Linked DNA regions of Homo sapiens: region 2 is linked to region 1. Evidence: chromatin contacts called from ENCODE Hi-C or POLR2A ChIA-PET data. All regions are on one chromosome and are shown on one strand. The core of a region is the stretch at or near the end of the contact, and the rest is flanking DNA. Distances in the headings are between cores, read along the strand shown. Region 1 overlaps LOC105371460 (a long non-coding RNA gene). Region 2 holds the start of DCAF8 (DDB1 and CUL4 associated factor 8).

Region 1 (4,641 bases), core at 1,160-3,659:
CAGCCACGGAAATGAGTGATGTGACTTTTGTTCTCACCTCCTCCAAGTGAGGGGTCTCCAAGAGAATCACTCATAGAAATTGGTGGGCTGGCAAGAAGAGACTGTTATCTCAATCTCTGGTTGGATATCTGCTGATGAGCTTGTTGATCTGTACTCTGTGATCACTAGAGCAGGGAGAGAAGGATGACAGGGAAAGAGCTATCACTCTTACCACTTGGTTTAGCAAGGATGTGTGAGTCAAATGAACAGTGTGGAAATCGGTGTGAGTTTACTGTGAGTTAAATGAACAGTGTGAAACTCAACAGGGTGTGGGCCATCTTGCCGGTTCTCCTTCCAAGAGAATTGGCTGCCAAGCCAGGGAACCTAGTTATACCACCAAGAGCAGGGCTGAGGGGTTGTGGGAAGTAGTTATGAGGCAGGAGAATAGGGTCTGAAGGCAAGGAACCTAAGGCGGTTTCATGCCGACTTCCTTAGAACTAAATTGAAAGGAAAGCCTTAACTTTCCACGCCTAAGTAACAAAAGGACCAGAAGCTGCTCCCTTTAAAAACTCCTACCTTTTCTGCAGGGCAGATGGGAAACTGAAAGTACCTCTGATTGGTTGCTTTTTGCAATCAATCAGATGTTTGCATAGGAGTGTAACTTTGTAACTTCACTTCAGCCTCTGATTGGTTGTTTTCCACAACCAATCAGACTGATTGTGGGCCACCACTTCATTTACATGGGGTGAACACCAAGTGGCCGATGGGAAACCTCTAGGGGGTATTTGGACCCAAGAAAATGCTGCATCAGAGCCCTTGAGCCTCTGCTCAGCCTGCTCCCACACTGTGGAGTGTACTTCCACTTTCAATAAATCTCTGCTTTTGTTCCTTCTTTCCTTGCTTTGCTGTGCGTTTTGTCCAATCCTTTGTTGAAAACGCCAAAAATCTGGACAACTTGCAGTCAAGACCCTCTACCAGTAACAGTTTTAAGCTGCAGCAGATCTCCCATCAAGGAATTGTGTACTGGGGAGAGCTCCCAGGGAACTAACCCATGTGCCTATTAAGAACTAGCATTTGGGTACCTTCCAAATGGAAGGTATTCGTGACCAATCAGCCTTCAACTGAGAGGTGGAGAGAACCAACAGACAATTGCAATTAAATGCCCAGTTAGGCAAAATGACTTTTGGCCCTCACTTCCCAGCCCTCCCTGATTTTTCCTCAGGGTCCCAACACAATAAGTATTTTTGGGAAAGGCAGACTTCTATTAAAGGACAGAATACACCACTTCCCCAAACCAAGCTCCACTGCTCAAGTCTGGCTGGTGCTGAGGGGAAGGAAGGAAGTTTTGCAAATCTCACTGCAAAACTTGAAATGAGATGTAAGATTTTAAGTGGACTGCATTAGACTGGACTTCTAATAATTAAGTAAACAGAAAACTACAGAATCCGTCAGGGCTGGAAGAACTGAGAGTATGGTTGAAGGCACTGGTTAAAACCTCATTGAGAATATGTTCAGCAGAGTTCAGAATGTTCATTAAGTTGTTTCTACATGCAAAAAGTCTTTGAAGTAAGAGGCAGCCTGGTTTGTTAAACTGATAGTTTCTGAAGATGACTGGAACACAGAGGGAGAGAAGGAAGTCTGGAAGACTAGGAAGAAGTCAGGCAATGACAGCCTTGTTAAGGTGTTCGGACTTTATTCTGTGGGCCAAGAGAAGCCATGAAATATTTTAATGATCAAATTTGCATCTTAGAATGATCCCACAGCCGGTAGGGTAGGGACTAGAAACAGGGAAATCATTTAAGCAAGAGAAAATGGTATGGCAGTGGAGATAGAGAAATGGCAGTGTGGATGGAGAAAAGTGGGAAGATATGTAGGTGGAGAACTGTCAGGAATTGCTTACTGATGAGACGTGGGCTCGAGGGAAAGGCGAAGGAAGCTTCTCTTTCCCTACCTCTCCTTCCAACTGGCCCTAGAATTGCTGTCCGGTTTCCAGTCCCTGCTCACACTTCATTCAATGGTGGAGGAATGCCCAGCTGCTGTCCCATGGGGGTCTGGAGGTCTATGGGCACCAACAGTACCATTTCCACAGTCTTTCCAGCAGCGATAGGAGGCAGGCTGTGCCTCGAGTGTCATCTGGTTTGGAGGCCGAGGTCCCCACGTTTAAGTGACTTGCTTAAGACCCCACAGCTGGTTTGTTACAGAGTCCAAATTTCACTCTCAGCTTTAGGGCTCTTTTAATAACACTTCATTGCTGCATCCCGAAGTTAAGCAAAAGAAACAAAATAAAGATAAAAAGGAAAGCACTGTTCCAAATGCATAGCCTGGAGCATAGCAAAATATGTAATTAAAGACCCGCGCCTGATGTCGGGGAGCCTCGATGTGCGCATGCGTCCCAGGCTGAGGCCGCCGGAAGAGGTCAGGCGGTTCGCCGGCGTTCCAAGTTGGAGGCCAGCCCAGGACAAGGAGGGGAAGTGCGCATGTGCTCCAAATCATTTCCCGGCCGAGGAAATTGGCTAAGACCGTTAGCTGGTGGGAATCGGAAGAGAATGGGTCACTCGGGCTGTGCGCGGGGCACTATGGGTGTTGTAGTTTTTGCAGGGTGGTAGCAGTTTGTTCTTTTAAGAGGAAATCTTCGCGACTAGTTGAGTCACGAAGATTTTTGAGAAAATCATTTGAGAAAAAGTTGCTTGCACGGGGGAATCGAGTGTGGACTAGCTACGTGGGTGTGGCTTAATTCTGCTGTTTCTCTTTTGGATGAGACATTGAATGAAGTGTGAGCAGGGACTGGAAACCCGACAGCATTTCTAGGGTCACTTTCTGCCTTGCCTTCGTTAACGCTCAGTTCCTCCCACATCTTTGGCTTCCCTCTATAATACCTACAGATTCCCTTTATTATTTCATACTAGCTCCGACTAGTCTTAAATACTCTGTTTCTGTCCTCTTTCTCACACGCAGTTCCTGGAATCTTCATCCTTCTCTCCCTCGTGAGTACCTTTTCTTGTTTTTGTCCTAGACAGGGCTCCTCTAACACTCTGCCCTTGCCCCAGGAGTCACGCCAAGGACCCTAAGAAAAGGATCCCACAGTAAATGTTTTTAGGCACGAGCAGATCGGAACCATCCTACTTCATTTCACTTATTTCTGCTTCTCTTCCGATCCTTGTCTCTTCTGGTTCCACCTCTATGTTCTACCTCTCTGTAGCCTCTTTGCTTCTTTGAAGTCTGGTGGCCTTAGATAGGAACTCTCAGACCTGCCATTTTGTCTCTGGCCTCCACAGCCTGTCATTTAACAGAGGACCTAACCCTGGGTTGACTTCTAGGTCAGAGAGTGGGAAGTGAAACAAATTGGAAAAAGAGAGGAAACTGATGTATTAGGTTTGAAGAAGTCGTCAGGGAGATATATGGTGAAAGAGGGGGAAGAGAGAGTAAAACTTCTTGTGCCCTCAAAAACTCTTTAGTGCTGGCTGTGTGCAGAGGTCTGTGAGCTCTGTGGTGGGGATGCATTAGTTAGAATCTTAGATGCTGAGAGTTCAGTTGTAGAGAACACAGATATACAGGTGAGCAACATTGCAGAATGACATCGATTTATCTTTTACCTTTCTGTGTGTGCTTCTGCTCCTTCCCATACCTACCCCAGCTAATTCCAAAGTATTTTGCTTCTTCACATCTTTCTCTGTTATACACTCCACTTCCCATTCTTAAGGCCCCCTTCCCTTTGTTCTGACCCAAGCTATTTCTTTTGTATATCATGTTAAAGTCATATTTTAGTCTAGCTCTCAAAAACACCATGGTTGTATTTTCAAAGAACTTCCAGAATCTGCTTATTATCTCTTTCAAAGCATGAAATATGCAATAAAACCAATACTATTTTTCATTTAAAAAATATGTAGAGTAATAGTTGAAAGTGGAGAGTGATAATGGATGAATGAAAGTTGACCAGAACCCAGGAGTTTGAGACCAGCCTGAGCAAAATGGTGAAACCCCATCTATACAAAAAATACAAAAACTAGCCAGACATGGTGGTGACTGGACCTGTGGTCCCAGCTACTCGGGAGGCTGAGGTGGGAGGATCGCTTGAGTCTGGGAGGTCAAGACTGCAGAGAGAGCCATAATCATGCTACTGCACTCCAGCCTTGGCGACAGAGTGAGATACTGTCTCCAAAAAAAAAAAAAAAAAGAGAAAGAAGGAAGGAAGGAAGTTGGAAATTTGGCTATACCTCATTTTGGTTTTCTTCCTTTGTTTTGAATTCTCAAAAATGTTGGATTCCCATAATACTAATATACATTTGAGACATGTATTTTTTTTTCTTTTTTTACTCAGGTTTGGTTAGCAGGACATTTCCAGGGTATCACAGTATACTGAAATATTACAAGAAAGGTCCATAAATGCTGTACATCCTCCAATCTGTAAATTGTTCAGCAACAGGAAGACAGTGAAAGATAGACGGCAACTCACCAAGAAGAATATGTCAGTGATTTCCCCTAAGATGTGATTGTTCCACAGAAGCATTCTTCAGGGGAGTGGGTCTGTGCAGGCAGTAAGTGGGAAGATCTTCACTTAGTGTGCCGTCCTTCCTCAGCTTCAAGAGAATCCACTTGAAGGAGAAGTCCCATATATTATGTCCAATGCTGTGAAGCATCTTTTGGTGCCTTCATTTCATCCAA
Region 2 (4,641 bases), core at 1,496-3,995, 2.1 Mb after region 1:
AGATGAAGGAACCAATGAACAAAAAAATTTACTGATGTTTAAGAATACATTTTGAAATATACATACACCAATATCTAATATTCTCTGTCCTCTGGTTATGAACCCCCACCAAGGGTTTCATGTTCAGAAGACAACTCTAGGTGGGCACTTACAAAGGACACGTCTAAGCTGACCAATTAAAAATCAGTTGGGAAAATTAACCAGAAAAATGTGTTCTAAGGCAAAATGTAAAAGAAGCATAAATTAACGTATAACTTATTCAAAGCTGTATCAATGATGTGCAAAAAAAAAAAACCAAAAAACAACATTTTTTGAGTGTGTACCACGTGTTCTTAGATTACTAAGAGCTTTAAATAGATTCCCTATAATACTAACAATGACCCTGGGAGGTAAGTGGTATTATCACACTTTTAGAGTTGTGGAAATTAAGAGTCAGAGAAGTTTAAGTAACTTGCTCAAGGTCACATGGCTAAGAAATATTAGTCTAGTATTTAAACCTTAAAATTAAATTAAAAGTCTGTCCAATCTCTAAAGACTGTACTTTTCTCTTTATATCTTACTGATACACATATACACCATCACTAATAATTTTATTCCAGTCCATGATGAGCATTTTCTAATTCAGTCATCAGATGGAATAAAACTCACCAGTGTCACTCAATATTTTCCTACTACAAATCATAAAGATATTAGGAATTGGCCAGGCCTACCTTCCAGTCACTTAGCTTTTCTGTCACATGCCATGAGCCTCTAGTCTCTGCTACCAGAAACCTGAAAGCCTCACGAAAACTGCATTTATAAGTATGTTCTGACTCCCTTTTTGGCACCAACCCATGCTGCTGAATGCCCAGGATGTTTCTTCTGCTAACCAAGAATTCTTCAGACCAGCTACAAAAGAAAGAGCAGCCACTATTTTTTTTTTTTTTTTACAAAAAATTTCCCACTATATCCTAAAAAGTCGGAATTCTGAAATAGACTGGACTCAGACACCAACTAAAGGCAGCATCACTCATCACTCCCCAGCTTTTAGTCACAAGCAGCTAAATATTCTCCTCTAAATACCAAGGGATGACAACCCGAAGCTGTGAGAGGGGAAGAGACCTGATTTGACAACAGGATGAACAGAACTCAGGCAAACTAAGTTCCAGTTTTTAACAACGTAAAAAATATGATCGACACAAAGACAAAATACAAGGAAAATGAATAAAGAAGAAAAGAAGACATGGGGCAGGGGGCACACATTCACTTCTAGGCTTAAGTCATTTGGAGATACACAGCAATAGTTTAGGACAGAAAGACAAGAAGCCCACAGACAATTAAACTTGTAAAAGTAATTCAACCAGAGCTGGAACAAAGCCAAGAACAACACTCAAGCTCTTTGGGAAACTGGTAGGAATTTTATGACTTTAGTGGTCAGCAGTTGAGCATCAGCGCAGTCTGTCTTGAACTCAAGAATTTTAATGCCTCCAACTCCCACTCACCTTTCCTCCTTTTATCACTGAAGTAAGGCCAGGCTGAGCTCCTGAGAAAATAGGTCTGTAGATTCACTGAAGGACTGAGAAAAGTTAAAATTTACATGGCAAAGGTGTGTCTTCTACTGAACATAATAAAAATATTTATGAATACACTTTAGTATTTTTAGGCCTTCTCAAAACTACTTAAAAGCAGAATACTTTATCTAATTCTAATTACTGAACAAATAACCCACACACATATGGAAATAAAATGAACCAACATGAAGATTAGAAGCCAGGCAAGTAATCTCCCAGCTCCACTAAAACGTAAAGTCATTTAAAAGGATAACCTGAATCTTTTCAACGCTAAACCATAACCAAACAACCTCTCAACAAGAAGCCACAGAGCAGGGGGGGAAATCCCGGAGAGAATGTGATAGCGCTAGTGCCGGTTTGTTTACAGAGACTCCAGTAACAATCATGAGTCAGAAATTCAAGCCACCAGATGCTTTCCAACTAACAGGGACCAAATGGGACCGTTCTAAGATATCCTAAAAGATTTGGGAGTTAGAGGAGGTAAACTAAGATAATTATATTACAAAGGGTACAAGACCACAAGACAACAACCGACTCCGGAATTCTTGGACCTCCGCCTTCCGTACAAGGTGCTGGGCCTGGGAACTTGGGATGGGGGAGGGGGACACATTGCGCGGTGGCCCTGAGGTGACGGGGAGACGCAGGGCGAGCCGTGTCCCTCAATCTAAGGGGAGAAATAGGAGCGCACACATGGGTCACCCAACGAAGCAAGGCGTCCCTGTGAACTGTGCGGCTGGCTCTTGGGGGCAACACCAGGGCTGACCTGAGGAAAGGGCAACCAGTACTCCCAGCGATGACTTCGGGTCGGCGGAAGGAAAAGACCTGAGCGCTAAGAGCTTGGGATACGGGTCAGGCCCATCCTTAGGGGAAACCGGCTGGGAAGCGAGGGGGGGCGCAGGCCGAGCCGGAACGAGACACAGACCGGGTAGGTCAAGGGAGGGGGGGTGTCCGGCTGGGGCAGTTACAAGCACGGGAATCGGCGAGGCTCAGCAGCCCGCTTCCCGTCTTGGGTCATCCTTCTGCTAGCGGCTGCTCCGACTGTTCCAGGCCCAGCCGCCCCGTCCACTGCCACCACCAACGCCGCCGCCATCTTACACTGGCCAGCGGCCGCCACCACCACCGCCTCCGCTCTCTGCGCTTGCGCCTGCGCTGCCACGCTTTCCGGCCCCGTTTGCGACGATGTGCTCGAGAAGACTGAGGGAAGAGTGGTCGCGCGAGCTCACGGCTCGCAACCCTCCTCGAAGGACGCACAAGGGGCGGGGCTTAAGGCCAACGGAAAACAGAGCGAGAGGCGCCTGCGCATTACCGAAGAGGCAAAGTTGTTTTTGTAGTTTCTTCGGGCTTGCTTATCTTGTGATACTCTAAACAAATGCGAGTTAGGGGCTACCCAGAGTTGTGATAGAAATAAACTAAATTTCCAGCGGATTGGCAGGCCACTTCCTGGATGATGGCCAGTTTTGCCGTTTTTGAACACTGGAACGAGCAATGATTGCCACAAGGATTTCTTCTGAAAATCCCCGTTTCCTTTCAGGGCTTTGTTTCCTTAAGTGGTTTCTATACTATCGAGGCCCATTTTCCCCTGAGAGTCCCCATTTACGTATTTTTAAAGAAGGGGCTCAGTAGCTTGAGGTGTAGCTATTCCAGAAGCTCTTTTCTGAAGAGAGGTGGTGTGGGTAAAGGTTCCCAAGAGTGGGCCGGGTGATGTGGGGTGACTTTTGTACTCTGTTTCGTTATGACACCTACAGTAACCCTGCAGAGGATTACTCCCAGCTGCCAGGCTGGGGTATTTTTTTTTTTTTTCTTACCAGAAGCCCAGGGTGCAAAAATCTGACCCTTTCTCACCTCCCCTACCGCTACTCTCCTATTCCAAGTCATTACATATTACTTAAGACTACCGCAATAGAAACTTACCTCGTTTGTCTACTTCCATTATTGCCATTACAGTTAAACATAAGGCAGCCAGAGTGCTTTTTAAAAATGTAAGGTCTGGCCGGGCGCGGTGGCTCATGCCTGTAATCCTAGCACTTTGGGAGGCGGATGTGGGCGGATCACTTGAGGTCAGGAGTTCGAAACTCGTTTGAAACCAGGCCAACATGGTGAAACCCGTCTCTACGAAAAATACAAAAAAAAAAAAAAATTACCCGGCATGGTGGAGCGCGCCTGCAATCCCAGCTACTTGGGAGGCTGAGGCAGGAGAATTGCTTGAACCCGGAGGCGGAGGTTGCAGTGAGCTGAGATCGCACCACTGCACTCCAGGCTGGGCAATGGAATGAGACTCCGTCTCAAAAAAAAAGTAATGTCGTATTATTTCCCCAGTCCCCACCCTGCTCAAAACCTCCAATTCCCATCACATAATAAAAGTCAAAAGTATGATAGCCTTAGAGGCCATCAAAAAATGAATTGCCTCTAAGGAGGACCCTACATGATCTGATCTAGCACCTGCCTATTTATCTGATTCATCTCCTCCCACACTGCCTAGCTCTGCTCTAGCCTCACTAGCCTTACTGTCACTCCAGTCAAAGCATGTCCCAGCCCTAGGGTTTTTTTCCTTTTCTTGGAATGTCCATCTACTAGATATTTACTAGACTTGAGGTGTCTATTGAAATCCTACTTCCTAACACAGGCAGCTCTTGACTATTGTAACTAAAATGGAACCTCATGTCATCCTCCTCTATCCCCTTACTCTGCACTGTTTTTTTAATAACATTTTTTACCTATAACATTTAATCTAAAATTATGTTTGTGATCCAGCTATACTACTAGAATATAAATTCTTGAGGGCAAGGACTGTGTTTTTATCATCTTTGTAATCTCAACACCTAGAAGAGGGCTACAGCACAAAGTAGCTATTTAATGCCCCACCGTCCTATTCATTCTTTCATTCATTCAGTCAACAACTATTGAATTCCTGCTCTGGAAGGCCCTGTTCTATGTGCTGGGGCTGCAACAGTGAATAGAACCAAGATTCTTGCATTCATGGAACTTATTAGTGCAAGGGTTGGGAGCATAGGAGGAGGGGAGAGACACACAGATAATAAAGTTATAAAGAGTACTGTAAAGGAAAATAAAGCAGAATAAAAATGGGTTACCT

The links. Hi-C counts contacts between places; a loop is a spot of excess contacts on that map. ChIA-PET counts read pairs that join two places held with the same protein, here RNA polymerase II (POLR2A). Pooled maps may share reads with other maps.
Region 2: a pooled map shows a loop between it and region 1 (6-fold over the local background). The contact joins the promoter of DCAF8 here to the enhancer-like site in region 1. A Hi-C loop is called at or near these places in 3 of 50 pooled maps. POLR2A ChIA-PET finds 5 or more read pairs at or near these places in 2 of 52 experiments (BJ and naive thymus-derived CD8-positive, alpha-beta T cell).

Annotation. Positions count from the first base shown.
Region 1 is chr1:158,147,367-158,152,007 of GRCh38, forward strand. The region is part of intron 1 of LOC105371460 (a long non-coding RNA gene); the gene reads left to right. Among named protein-coding and RNA genes, the nearest start is that of LINC01704, 9.0 kb to the left of the region's middle. Within about 2 kb of position 2,410, at least 22 of the 41 ENCODE cell types and tissues checked have a DNase peak (open chromatin) inside an H3K27ac peak, as active enhancers do.
Region 2 is chr1:160,259,804-160,264,444 of GRCh38, forward strand. DCAF8 (DDB1 and CUL4 associated factor 8) reads right to left here and starts at 2,746. Exons shown (of 14, transcript NM_015726.4): 1 at 2,646-2,746; 2 at 1,482-1,555. It overlaps DCAF8-DT (DCAF8 divergent transcript), which reads left to right and starts at 1,946. Exons shown (of 2, transcript NR_147618.1): 1 at 1,946-2,119; 2 at 2,598-2,975. RefSeq lists enhancers at 1,681-2,629, 1,801-1,930, 2,561-2,830.